Regions from separate parts of the Homo sapiens genome. Here region 2 is linked to region 1. Evidence: read pairs that join two places in POLR2A ChIA-PET (ENCODE). Cell type or tissue: MCF 10A. All regions are shown on one strand. Each heading gives the region's core, and the rest is flanking DNA. Links, peaks and the distances in the headings are about the cores only.

Region 1 (6,610 bases), core at 1,350-3,849:
TAAAGCCTTTTCTCTTTCTACTTTGCTACGGTTAAGTGGGACTTGATTAGGACTTTAACTTTTCTTCTATATCAGAGGTTAATTGTAATTATCACATCCCAGTTCTAAACAACAGCGAACCATGTTATTGACAGTATCTTTTACATAATTAAATCTTGTATAGATGGTCAAAATTATTTCATTTTCTAATCAACAAATATTTGGTGAACACTCATGCAAAGTACTATTTTGAGCAGGATCCAGAAAAGCCACAAACTGTTATTCAAGGAGACTGCAATTAAGTCGAAGAGAAGACCAATGCATAAAATAGATAATAGCAATAAAACACAATGTAGGGTATCAGTGTTGTAGTCCTGGAGAATCCCAGAAGAAAGGGAAGTCAGTAAATACTGGAGTAAGTAAGTAATGAAAGATTCATAGGAAATGGAACTTGAACTGGAACTTTATGTATAAATGGAGTTTATTCATTTAACAAATATGAATGCTTATTTTCTGTGTCTATTACATATAAAACCTAGAAGAACGGCTGTGCTATGGAAAGGGGTGGATGGCTATATTGATGAAAGGGGAGCATAGAGCCAATAGACATCAGTCATTCAGGATCACTTCTTTTTTTTTTTTTTTTTTTTTATTGAGACAGAGTCTTGCTCTGTCACCCAGGCTGGGGTGCAGTGATGCAATTTCAGCTCACTGCAACCTCTGCCTCCCGGGTTCAAGCATTTCTCCTGCCTCAGCCTCCCAAGTAGCTGGGATTACAGGCTCCTGCCACCATGCCCGGCTAATTTTTTGTATTTTTAGTAGACATAGGGTTTCACCATGTTGGCCAGGCTGGTCTTGAACTCCTGACTTCAGGTGATCCTCCCGCCTCGGCCTCCCAAAGTGCTGGGATTACAGGCATGAGCCATCACTTCTCTTTCCTTACCTTGGAGAATGGTAGGCAGCCAGAGAAACCCTGTGAGAAACCAAATCAACCTGATGTTTCCAAGCTAGTTTTTCTACAGCAGCTTACACCACTTTTCCCTTATCTTCGCCTGTACCTTGTGTGTTAACCACACTCTCAACTACTTACTCTTCACTGAACACAGCACATTCTTTTATCTCTGCAGGCCTTCACGCCTGCCATGTATTGCTCCTTTCATTATTCCTTCTGGAGTCTCAGCCCAGCTGTCACTTTCTATGTAAAGTCTCTCAGATCCTGCTGTAGGATTAGTTGCTTCTCTTTTTACAAACTTTTTCCCTCTCTTACCTAACATTCAATATAATGATTACCTGTTTCTCTGGCTTTCTGTCTAAACTTTGAACTTCTTGAGGTAGACACTGTGTCTTAAATATTTTTGTATCCCAATATGTTAACAGTATGGCAGATAGATGTTTACTATGCTTTTACCAAAATACAGTTAACAACAGGAAATAATCCTGACTTCTTAAAAGAACTTAGAATGATAGGATCATAGAGTGAGGGGGACCTTAGTGCTAGCCCTTCACTTTATAGGTAAAGAAATCGAGGCTCAACATAATAAGGGAAAAAGAAATAAAAGCCCAAAGGAAAAATGGACCACTCCTACAGAGACCTCCAAAGACAATGGTGTTTCTGAGGTTGTACTTCCACCTTGGCCCTGAACTTCTTGGCAGCCAAACCAAAAAAGGGAGAGATGGGAGCTAGTAATTTCTTTTAATCATAAAGGAAGGATCTTGGCTTTTCCCAGCACTGGCTACTTAAATATTCTTACATGAATTTCTAGACTCTGCCCTGAATATCTGGCCTCAACAACTTTACATAAATAAGTGCATAAGTGGCAGGTATTGGCCTCAACAAAAACTTTTCATAGTAAATATAATAAAAGATTTTATAAAGGGAATTCTGTGAGGGTCCAAATGTATAATAATTAGACTTATTGATATATATTAAGTACCTAAGTGCACTATTGTAGAGTCTCAATGAAGAATATAAATATAAACAAAAAAGATAAGGAGCTGAAAAAACCAGGAGATTTTCCATTCTACCTGTCATACTATTTTTTGCCTTTGCAAAATTCTGTCTTAACTTCTTTCAGTGCTTACAAGTAAGTTAAACTGAATTCATTTTTTCCAAGAACTGGAATTAGTTGGTCCCTGTTCCAATGTGGACAAATACCTTCTTTCTGCACATGGGATTTAAGCTTTTTAGACAAGGCACATCCCATGTAGTACATTTGAAAACATGGTGGCAACAGCCTGCCACAGGTGGGAACAGCATGCTCCTTCAGATCGCCCACTCAGCTACATGTGAATGCTTCAGAACAAATGCTTGTTTCGTCACTACTACAATTCTTTAACTATGCCTAATATACACAAAAGAAAATACATTACTATTGGAAATTACATTTCTTAAGAAAATATTTAGGATAGTCAACTGGTGCATCATCCAAAATGAAGACTTAGTCTATTTAATCATCTAGTACCTACTTATGGAACATCTTTTATATCTCCTGCAGTGGGAGGCATACAGATTAAGTGTAAGTCCTTCCTCTGATCTTAATGAGTTTGTACTTTATTTTAGTTGAAGGAATAAAACTAATGTACGTAAAATCTACTGAGGAATAAATGCTTAGCTTGAAATGAGAGATATAAATATGGATTAGCTAATTCAGAGAAAAAATCATGACAGCTGAGTCAGGTCTTAGTCATTGGACAGGATTTGGCTGAGGGAGAGGAGATGTCTCTGGGAAGGAAGCACTACATACAGAGGTAGAATGAGTGTAGTGCGGCAGGTTGTATTGTGCCAGCTAGAACAGTGACAGGAAAAGGTTGCCAGCAGGGTGGGAACAAGCTAAAGTCTACAGTTAATGCAGTGGAGAGTTAGTGTAAGTTTTTGAGCAGCAGGGTAAACTGATGAAAAGAGTTCCCGGGAAGAACAGAGAGGCACCATTGATAATGCAGTAATCCAGGGCAAGGTGATGAAGGCCTGAATTAGTGGTGCCAGTGAGAATAAAGTGGAATGGGTGAACCTGAGAACAGTTAATAGAGTCATGTAGGTAAAATACCATACACTGAATACCAAAGTCACTCTCTACTGAGCATGACATGATCTTCTTTGCCTAACATTATCTGCGAATCACCAGTCTGAATGTCAGGTTTTACTCTATGGTATTGTAACTGTCAACTTTGTAGAAATTGGAATTAACTATAGCATGACTCAGGGATATAAACTAAAATTTCTTATGAGAATTCTTACTGTCAGCTTCCTTGTTTTTGTCTCTCTTGCTTTAAAAATGGAGTATACAATGCAAGGAGGAAAAACAGTAATTCTTTGAATTAGAGGAACTCAAAGTCACACCTGCAAAGTAAATTGCAAAGTAATGAGATTGATCTCCGTACACCACTAGAGAACTTAGTGTCTTCAATCAGGTTCCTGAATGGTGGTGCTCAAACATCATGGAGGTCCTTAGAGATTGTGTCAGTTTCCTCATTTAACAGGTTAGGAATCTAAGATTCAAGTAGTTAATGTATAGATAGTAATAGTAAAACGCCGAGGTTGTACAGTTCCTGTTGTGCATTTATAAAGATAACCTTTTGAAACAATGAATGTATGAGAAATGAGAGGATTCTTACAAAGTTTCTAATCGGAGTTAATAAAAAAGAGACTAAAGAGGTAGCCTTGATGAAAGTATTTATACACTTTAAATAGGTATCTAGTTTTCATAGTATTACAGTGTTTATGAATAAAGATATCACAATGAAGAATACTTGGAAAACAACAGTCAAGTCCATTGGTTCTTAAACTTGCTGTATTTTATGTTTTGTGAATAAAATTACTTTCATTTTCACAAAAGGCTGGTGTGTTTTGAAGCACAGATATATGTTTGGAAAAGGACACAAATTTTTTTTAACATTGCAAACACCTGTTGCTTTCAAACACATCGGTAACTAATTTCTGAAAGGGTTAGTACATTATTAAATCTTTTAATGTTTCAGGTTTCTGTTAAGTCAGCATTCTTTTACCATATCATTCGCAGAAAGCGGATTAACATACTCGATAAATGACAGTCATGGTGCTGAAAAAGATTTAAGTAAATGTTGGGGCCTTATTTAAGTGTAAAATAATATTCCAGCAGAGAAAGAAGATTTAGTTAATGAGTAAATATTACTATTATGTTGGATAAAGTCTCTGTTTCACTTTATCATAACTAGTCCTTTTTCCTGCCTTCTTACCCAGTCACTCTTACTGCTCAATAAATATTAATTGGGGACTAAAATTTCAACTACAAAATAAAACAAATAAAATGACTATAATGGTATGAAAATTGAAAACATGGGAGTTAGATCACAAGCATTCACTACCGCCTTACTATTATTTTCTCGGATTACTGGGCAAGTTTGGCTTTTTTTTGCTTCTTTGATTGCCACACTACATTTTGCCTTGAAGCCATCCATTTTGCAGATATTGAATTTCTTTTGAGTACTATTTTTATACAATAAGCATCACTACACCTCTGGATCTTGATAGCATTACTGCAGGAGGAGAAAGCAGCTTTGTGTTAGTAATTACCTAACATTGTCAGAAGCTGACTGCAGGCCTCTTTCTAGTGATAACAGAATAACCGCATAATGTAGCTTTATAGCACATGATTAATAGAAAATAATTACACGTCCTACAAAGGGATGCAATATTTCTTATAAATTGACTAGAATGGTTTCCTGTAGATTAAAGGACTCTTCATTATTTTATCAGTCCTCCTGAAGTACAGTCACTTGCCTATGTTAGCATTTCAGCTGATGTTAAGAGCTGAATAGGTGAAGGATACCAGATGGCAGACCTCCTTGTACCTGAAACCTTGTGTTCCATAAAGATTACATGATGCTTCCTAACATTTCAAAGATTTAGACAACAGCCTGGTATGGATTGTCTATTTTTTGTTTGCTAAGAAGATAAAGTTTGAGAGTTTTCCTTTTTGTTTTTTAAATGATCCACTTGTGACTTTATAGAACAATACTATAATTAGTTTGTGGACTGCAAAACAACATTGTATCAGTTGCATTATTTTCCACTGTAAGTAATATATCATTCATAATCACATTTGTTTGGGGGTGGAAAAGAGGAAAGGCATAGACAGGCAGATTTTCTTTTTCAGAAGGAAACCTTGTACAATATTGAATGTTCAGGCCAAAGTTTAGAATACTGTACTCCAAGAAGCATTTTCATTCCAATTTATAGGCTGCAAATGGTTTAATTGGGATTCATGTTGCTCAGGAGGCTCATACAGAGAATAGTAATGATAAAAGTAAAAAGCTCCTGTATTTGCAGTCTTGTCAACACTCTAATGGCTGCAGTGTAAATCCATAAATTTGCCTCCTGTATTTTTACCTCACTATATTTGATCATAATGCATTAATTTCAAACAGGAATATAATTTGCAATTCTTTACAAATATAAGGTAATATTCTGGTTTTTAGTTTTACCTTTTCTGATTTAAATCTGATATTTTAGAGTATTTTTATCAAGTGTATGTTTCCTATGTTTTTCAATTATTTTAAATTAAGTGAAGCATTTAAGATTATTTTAGTCTAAACCTTTTTTCTCCCTAGAGTATAACTTTTAAGGGATTTGTTTATAGTTGATTAAGCTCCTCCCTGCTGTTTACCACTATGCTTTCTAGTTAATAAATCTTCCTGTTCTACCATAGCACAGAATTCTCTCAACTGTGAAGTCTGCCCTTGTTGATGTGATTTCTTGGGAACTAATTTCTTAAATTTGGGTGTGAGTAACTTTTTGAAAATGATAACATGCCTTTAGTTGATAGCATAGACTATGACCAAAGTAGAATATTATAAAGTAATAACTTTCTGTCTTGTAATTTGAATCTAAGCATTGACCCCCAGATTGAGGGCCATTCTCTGGAAGCAAGTTTATGCCAATAATATGTCTTCTCACTGAATGTTTTCTATGTCTGTCACTGGGGAGCAGGGGGCTAGTTCCTTTTCTCATTCCAAATAATCAGTTTCAAAAATCTTATATTGGCATTGAATAAGAGCTTTAACACTCAGACCTACCCTGTTAATTATCCACTTTGAAATCTTACAGTAGTCTGTGGAACGTTAAGTACGTGTGTTTTTTTAAGCATTAGGCTTTAATTGTATTCATTGCCTTAAAAATAGAAAAGGGTAGTTTTATTAGGTACCTATTAAGATATAATCGTTGCTAATCATGACTTTCAGTAAGTTAGTATTTTCTTCTGATAAATATGTCCTACATAGATTATAGCCATCATTGGGTTCTGGGCATCAGAGTATCCTCGTTCCTTATACAGCTTCGTCCACTAAGTTCACACTATCAATGAACTTTAAAAGTTTAAAACTTAAAATCTTGAGTTTACTGCCTCACAAGCCAGAGCTGTGCCCTCAATAGAATAACAATAGCAGGAGTGGTCTTTTCTCCCCTCTCCCCCTCCACTTTGTTCTTCCAATAAACCTAATCCTGATACTGCCCACTGTTTGAAAAAGTGCCTATGGATTTTATCCTATAATCTCTCTATTGATAGACTACATATCAATACATACACGCTAATGTAATGCTACATTTGTATTAAAGAATTGCATAATTTTCCTTTCTGATGGTCAATAGCATACTAAT
Region 2 (6,610 bases), core at 3,808-6,307, 500 kb before region 1:
GTGGGGAATCTCAGGAAAGCCGAGGCGCTCAATAAATGGAATATTTTATTGAGAAACCTAACACTCCAGTGTTAAAGTCTAGAGAGCATGGGAGCCTTGGGGGTCGGTCAGGGATGCTGGGGGCTAGGAGACCAACTGAGAGGGCCAAGGAGGCGTTTAACTTGAGCTTCTGCTGCGTTAGTATCCTCTCATTTGAACCAGCAGCAGCCGGCCCGCCTGCAGCCGGCCAGCTCACCGGCAGTGTCTCGCTGCGTTTCCCACTCAGCAAGCCCTGGTGGGAGTTGGAAGGCAGTCCTGGGCCAGAGAGGGGCTGCCATACATGAGCTTACACACTCTTTTTAAAAGCCAGAAGGAGCTCAAGCCCAACATCCCGTTTGGTTTATTACAAGGGGGAAAAAGTCATACTAAAGAAACACATCTGGCTCACCACAGAAAGGTCACTGAAGACCCAAGTGCCAACGCCACGGCTTGCGAGGCCCATAGCAGGCCTCCCAGCTCCTCTACTCTTCGGCTGGGGCAGCCTTTTGTAGCAGATGCGATACAAACTGACTTTTGTAACCTTGGTTGGCACGTGCAGGTCCCTGGATTCTATCCAGCCTAGAAGCCCATTTGGCTGCCCTACGGGGCCCTGACCTGAGCTGTCTGCTGCAGGGCACCCAGCTTGTCTTGCCAGCCAAATTGGCAGGGCCCCCAAGTCCCAGGACACTGGGGGACTCTGGAAGACCCAAGGAAAAGACTGAGGGGTGTGTGAACTCCTTCGAAATGATGGATCAAATTGTGGGAATATACAGATATGCATTTTTCACAGAATGAGTCAAAACTTACTTGGATTTTCCAGAAGGGTCCTGACTCCCTAAAAGGTTAGGAAAGATAGGTTAAGATCATTGTCTTTTACTTTATTTGTATAGCCTCCACTATCTCAAATATATACTGGACCTTCCCAGATGTCGGCCTGGGAAGTTGCTTTCTGCATTTAGCCTGGAGAGGCATGACTCTAGGCCCAGGTCCTGGCCCACTGACCTGCCACGGCTCATTATCCTTGAGGAAACCTCGAAGGTCTTGGGACCCACTTGCCAAATGACACAGCTTTTCTGAGAGGCATGGGCAGTGCTGAAGAGCAAAGCTTCCTTCCTAGGCAGCCCCCAGCTCTGTGGCATTTCCAGGTGGCATTGCTAAGGGCAACAGTCCCAGCCAGTTCCACCCTTCTGGTGAGCAGGGTAAGGACCAGGCAGATCCGGGAAGCTAAAGATAGGGCCACTGGCTGCGGTGCTCTGAAGCTTTTCTGCACTCAGGTTCGTCCGTCTCATGGGCCTAGAGGGTAGAGAATTTGCCTTGGCCTTGGGCGCAGGAGCATGCGAAGAGCGAAGGAGAGTTAATGATCTCTTGGCACAGACCCTGTCTTGATCCCTCTAAAGCCGCTGCTGCAGCTTCAAGACCCTGTCAGGCTGGAGAGAACTGGCTTTCTTATTCTCTCTCCCCTCCTGTTTCTCTCTCTTTTCTCTCCCTCTGTCCGTCTCTCCTTCTATCTCTCTCTTTTTCTCTCCATCCTCCTCCTCCGCACCCTGATGCTCAGTCCTTACGGCCGGGTCACCGTGGGGCGCCGAGGTTGAAGTGGCTGGAGCGCCGCGCTAGCGGTGGAGCGGCCTTCTGGGCCCGGAGCTCGGAGCAGCCACTGCCCGCAGCGACCGCAGCTGCTTGAATCTCAGAAGCCAGAGCTGGAGCTCTACCTAGCCAGCTCTCTCTGCGCTTTCAGGGTCCTCTCAGGCTCCTCTTCCACCTTGGGCTGGATTCACACTGGGAGGAAGGAGGCAAAGTGCCGCGTATGACCCGGATGCAAGAGTCTTTCCCAGCTGAAGGCAGCGGCCTGAGCGGTCTATTTCCTGGGATGCCGGCGTTCAGTAATGCCAGCTCCGACTGGGGCCGGAGGGGCGGGCAGGCCTAGAGTATCCTGGAGACCTGTAGCCCACGGGCCAGGGGCAAGGCAGCGACCTCCCGGGCTCCACTGGATCTGGCCGGAAAAGGTTGCATTTCCTGAGACTAGCATGAGGCTCACACTTGGGGGCTAGCACCCCAGGCCGGCCATTTCCAGTTGGCTAAAACAGAGCCCCTGAGCCTGCTGAGCAAAGGGCCTGACCTCCACATGCTCTTATAACAGGACCATGAGCCCAGCCCGGCCTTGCAGGGAAAGGATTTCCTCACCGAGGCCTCGTTAAAATGCACACACTGCAGGAGCAAGGACTGCCCTAGCTGAGGGTATGGGAGGGAGGGGAAGAGGGGAGGGGACAGAGAGGTAGGAGTGTAGTGACACTGGTTCTTGTTGTAGCCTCCAGGAGCATATGAGTGCCAAAGCTAACAGGAGAGCAGGAACATAAAGCAGCGGAGGTGTACACCGGGCACACCCCTCCAAGTCTCTCACTTTGGGCCAGCCAAGGACCCCAAGGCCAGCATTTTACTTCCCCGAAATGACTGTGGGCTTAGAGTCTTCCCTAGGTGATGAGGGGATGCTTGGATCTGGCTCTGGCCTTGGGAGTGGGAGTGGGGCCGTCTTTCCATCAAGGCTGGCAGCCGCTTCCCACCCCCAGTCCCGCCAGCCCACCAAAGTCCACTGACAGGAGTTGTAGAGAAGGCAAGCCGGGTGAGCACAACACCAGAGGAGAAGATCCTAACTGGATCAACGGACTAGGGGAGAAAAGTGTTGGGGGTTAGGGGCTAGGGAACAACCACTGCATTTTGGGGAAAAATCTGTGGATACTGGAAGTAGAGGCAAGTCAGCTTCTAGTTCACTCTGGGCTCCTGACACTCTGAGGATCCTGACGGCCATAGGGCCAGGTTCGCCACTTTTGAGGAGGCAGAATTCAGACAAGGGGCCAGTTCCAGATCCAGAGCTGAATGGGAAGCGCGTGAGTCCCCGACACGGCCGCTTCAGTGGTTAGAGTACACCGGGGACTAGTGGCAGCTTCTGCGACAGGGATGGTGAGCACCCAAGGCAGACTGGGCGCGCACCATAAACACCCCACTTGTTAACTGCGCGGGGCCCAAGGGCCCTTCTAAGGGACCCCGGTATGGGGCTCACGTCCGGGTAGGGGCGGGGCGAGCCCAATGGCCAGGCCCCCCACCAGCCACGTTGGGGCAGCCCCCACAGCTCCCGGCCTTCGGGCCAAGGTGTCGGGGTGCGTCTCCTGGCCCATCAATACAGATTACATATTTATATCAATCGCGGGCTCTGAGGGCGCCCTCGGAGAGCGGCCCCGCGCCTACGAAACCAAACTGGGAGTGGTCGCGCGGAAACTCTGGCTCGGGATTGGCTGCGGGCGCCCGCCGCGGTGCGGGGGGATTGCTAATCGTATTCAGCATGTTTTGCACAAGAAATGTCAGCCAGAAAGGGCTATCTGCTCCCTTCGCCAAATTATCCCACAACAATGTCATGCTCGGAGAGCCCCGCCGCGAACTCTTTTTTGGTCGACTCGCTCATCAGCTCGGGCAGAGGCGAGGCAGGCGGCGGTGGTGGTGGCGCGGGGGGCGGCGGCGGTGGCGGTTACTACGCCCACGGCGGGGTCTACCTGCCGCCCGCCGCCGACCTGCCCTACGGGCTGCAGAGCTGCGGGCTCTTCCCCACGCTGGGCGGCAAGCGCAATGAGGCAGCGTCGCCGGGCAGCGGTGGCGGTGGCGGGGGTCTAGGTCCCGGGGCGCACGGCTACGGGCCCTCGCCCATAGACCTGTGGCTAGACGCGCCCCGGTCTTGCCGGATGGAGCCGCCTGACGGGCCGCCGCCGCCGCCCCAGCAGCAGCCGCCGCCCCCGCCGCAACCACCCCAGCCAGCGCCGCAGGCCACCTCGTGCTCTTTCGCGCAGAACATCAAAGAAGAGAGCTCCTACTGCCTCTACGACTCGGCGGACAAATGCCCCAAAGTCTCGGCCACCGCCGCCGAACTGGCTCCCTTCCCGCGGGGCCCGCCGCCCGACGGCTGCGCCCTGGGCACCTCCAGCGGGGTGCCAGTGCCTGGCTACTTCCGCCTTTCTCAGGCCTACGGCACCGCCAAGGGCTATGGCAGCGGCGGCGGCGGCGCGCAGCAACTCGGGGCTGGCCCGTTCCCCGCGCAGCCCCCGGGGCGCGGTTTCGATCTCCCGCCCGCGCTAGCCTCCGGCTCGGCCGATGCGGCCCGGAAGGAGCGAGCCCTCGATTCGCCGCCGCCCCCCACGCTGGCTTGCGGCAGCGGCGGGGGCTCGCAGGGCGACGAGGAGGCGCACGCGTCGTCCTCGGCCGCGGAGGAGCTCTCCCCGGCCCCTTCCGAGAGCAGCAAAGCCTCGCCGGAGAAGGATTCCCTGGGTAAGCAGGGCTGCAGAGGGCTGCAGTCAGGCGGGCAGACAGGCAGACACAAGGAGGAGAAGGATCAGAAAACTAGGAGCCCGCGCAGCAGCCGGCCGGCCTTGGCCCAAGCTGCAGGCAGGCTGACCTTGTGAACTTGCTTTTTAATATTTGGGCGTGGGGACGCAGTAAAATTCATGTCCGGCTTAGCGCCCCACAGCAAGACGTCCTCGGCGCTGGCCTCAGCTCCCCCTGACTAGGGACGAGGACACCAGCGAGCAGGCCCCCTCCTGTGCGCTCTTTCCTGTGGCCGGGAGGACCCAGAGCCCTGGTCCCTGCCCAGCCTGCGCGGCGCGGCCCACGCGGGGGGAGGGGGAGGGAGGGAAAGTAGCTCGCCCGCAGATAGCGCGGATGTTTGTAAGGCATCCAAAATAAGCAGCCGCCAGCGCCAATAAATAAGCCCATTAACCGGCGAAGTTCGAGTTTACGATCCCCCATGCTTTTTTCAAAGTTGCTGAGGGGCGGGAATCTTCGTTGCGGGAAGAAGAAAAGGCAAATCCGGCCTGGAAGCGGGGGGCCCTGAGCTGAGAGCCAGAGAAGGGCCATTTCCCTTCCCCTGGACCTCGGAATCGCCCAGCTATCTATCCCTGGCTCCTGGAGAAACTTGAGGGAGGGCCCTTGACCCCCGAATCGGTTTTTCCTGCCTTCCCCATTGGACCAATGATGCCCTTCTTTCTCCCCTTATCGAGTCTTGGGCAATCAGGGCCCTGGGGTGAGACAGCCAAGCTGCCTGGCCCATCTTCCAAGTAAGCACCCCGCGCTCCTAGCCTGGGGGCTACAGGAAATGCTTGTCTGCCATATGGCAAGAGGCAAAGAAAAGCGTTAAGTTCAAGATGTACAGCCTGCCCTCCCAGGCCTTTCCTTCTGCAAGCATCTACGGCTTAGCGCTAAAACAGGTGTTTGGAAAAGTGGGGGAAATGTAAATTGGAAGGGTCATGTAGATTGAAGGCCCACTCAATTTTTGTCATGACTTTTGGAGGAACTGCTTGCTCTCAGCAAGCCAAAAACGGGGGCACGACTCTCTTCTCTGTGACTTGGGACATCTCTCTTATGGGAGAAACGGAGGCAATTCACCCCCGCGGGCAGCCCGTGTGGCCTCGACTTAATCATCCCCTCTTTATTCTCTTACATGCCAGGCAATTCCAAAGGTGAAAACGCAGCCAACTGGCTCACGGCAAAGAGTGGTCGGAAGAAGCGCTGCCCCTACACGAAGCACCAGACACTGGAGCTGGAGAAGGAGTTTCTGTTCAATATGTACCTTACTCGAGAGCGGCGCCTAGAGATTAGCCGCAGCGTCCACCTCACGGACAGACAAGTGAAAATCTGGTTTCAGAACCGCAGGATGAAACTGAAGAAAATGAATCGAGAAAACCGGATCCGGGAGCTCACAGCCAACTTTAATTTTTCCTGATGAATCTCCAGGCGACGCGGTTTTTTCACTTCCCGAGCGCTGGTCCCCTCCCTCTGTCTTCAGGCTCTGCCCAGGAACTCGCACCTGTGCTGGAGCCCTGTTCCTCCCTCCCACACTCGCCATCTCCTGGGCCGTTACATCTGTGCAGGGCTGGTTTGTTCTGACTTTTTGTTTCTTTGTGTTTGCTTGGTGCTGGTTTATTTGTTGTTTTCTGGGGGAAAAAGCCATATCATGCTAAAATTCTATAGAGATAGATATTGTCCTAAGTGTCAAGTCCTGACTGGGCTGGGTTTGCTGTCTTGGGGTCCCACTGCTCGAAATGGCCCCTGTCTTCGGCCGAGCTGGTTTCCTGCCCAGCCTGGGGCAAACCTAGCCGGAAGGCCGAGGTCCCATTGTTGGCGCTGAGGTGTCTGGCCTGAGGTCAATGGTGCAAAGGAGCCGCCACCGGGCATGTCTGCCTGGAGTGCTGTGCTGTGTTTAATCAGGGGATACAGGCCCCTGGGTTTCTTTTTTCTTTCTTCCTTTCTTCCTTGGCCAAGAGAAGGGCTTACAGGCATGGACATGCAGGTTGGCAAACGGGCTTGACTTTGGCTGATTTAAAAAGTGAGAAAGAAAGTAAAAAAGGTTAATTTTTCCTTCCTCTGTAAGATATCCCAGCTTTAAAAAGAAAAAAAAAGAATTACCAAGAGAAGGGGACTTCTCTTCCAGTTTCTGTAAGGTCTTACATTGCCTGACTAAAATGTTTCATTTACCTCTAAATTTCCATATCCTTCTGGCTGTAGATAAATAATGTAGTTTTGTTTATGCATTTGGAATTAGTGGATTTTTTTGTCA

The links. Peaks named below come from ENCODE experiments on the same cell type or tissue, not always from the same donor. Only the 100,000 strongest peaks of a DNase experiment are listed, where the experiment ranks them.
Region 2: POLR2A ChIA-PET joins it to region 1 with 5 read pairs; 12 of 35 experiments call an interaction of 5 or more read pairs at or near these places.

Annotation. Positions count from the first base shown.
Region 1 is chr7:26,671,415-26,678,024 of GRCh38, reverse strand. All of the region lies in intron 11 of SKAP2 (src kinase associated phosphoprotein 2), which reads left to right. Among named protein-coding and RNA genes, the nearest start is that of LINC02860, 37 kb to the right of the region's middle. In MCF 10A, for the core only: no CTCF peak of the experiment used is centred there; a DNase peak (open chromatin) is centred at 2,694.
Region 2 is chr7:27,171,065-27,177,674 of GRCh38, reverse strand. The region is part of intron 1 of HOXA10-HOXA9 (HOXA10-HOXA9 readthrough); the gene reads left to right. HOXA10 (homeobox A10) reads left to right here and starts at 3,355. Exons shown (of 2, transcript NM_018951.4): 1 at 3,355-4,326; 2 at 5,502-6,610. The coding sequence starts at 3,369. The coding sequence ends at 5,776. HOXA10-AS (HOXA10 antisense RNA) reads right to left here. Exons shown (of 3, transcript NR_046609.1): 3 at 5,760-6,367. RefSeq lists enhancers at 2,655-3,300, 3,301-3,947, 5,656-6,155. In MCF 10A, for the core only: no CTCF peak of the experiment used is centred there; DNase peaks (open chromatin) are centred at 4,604, 5,104 and 5,714.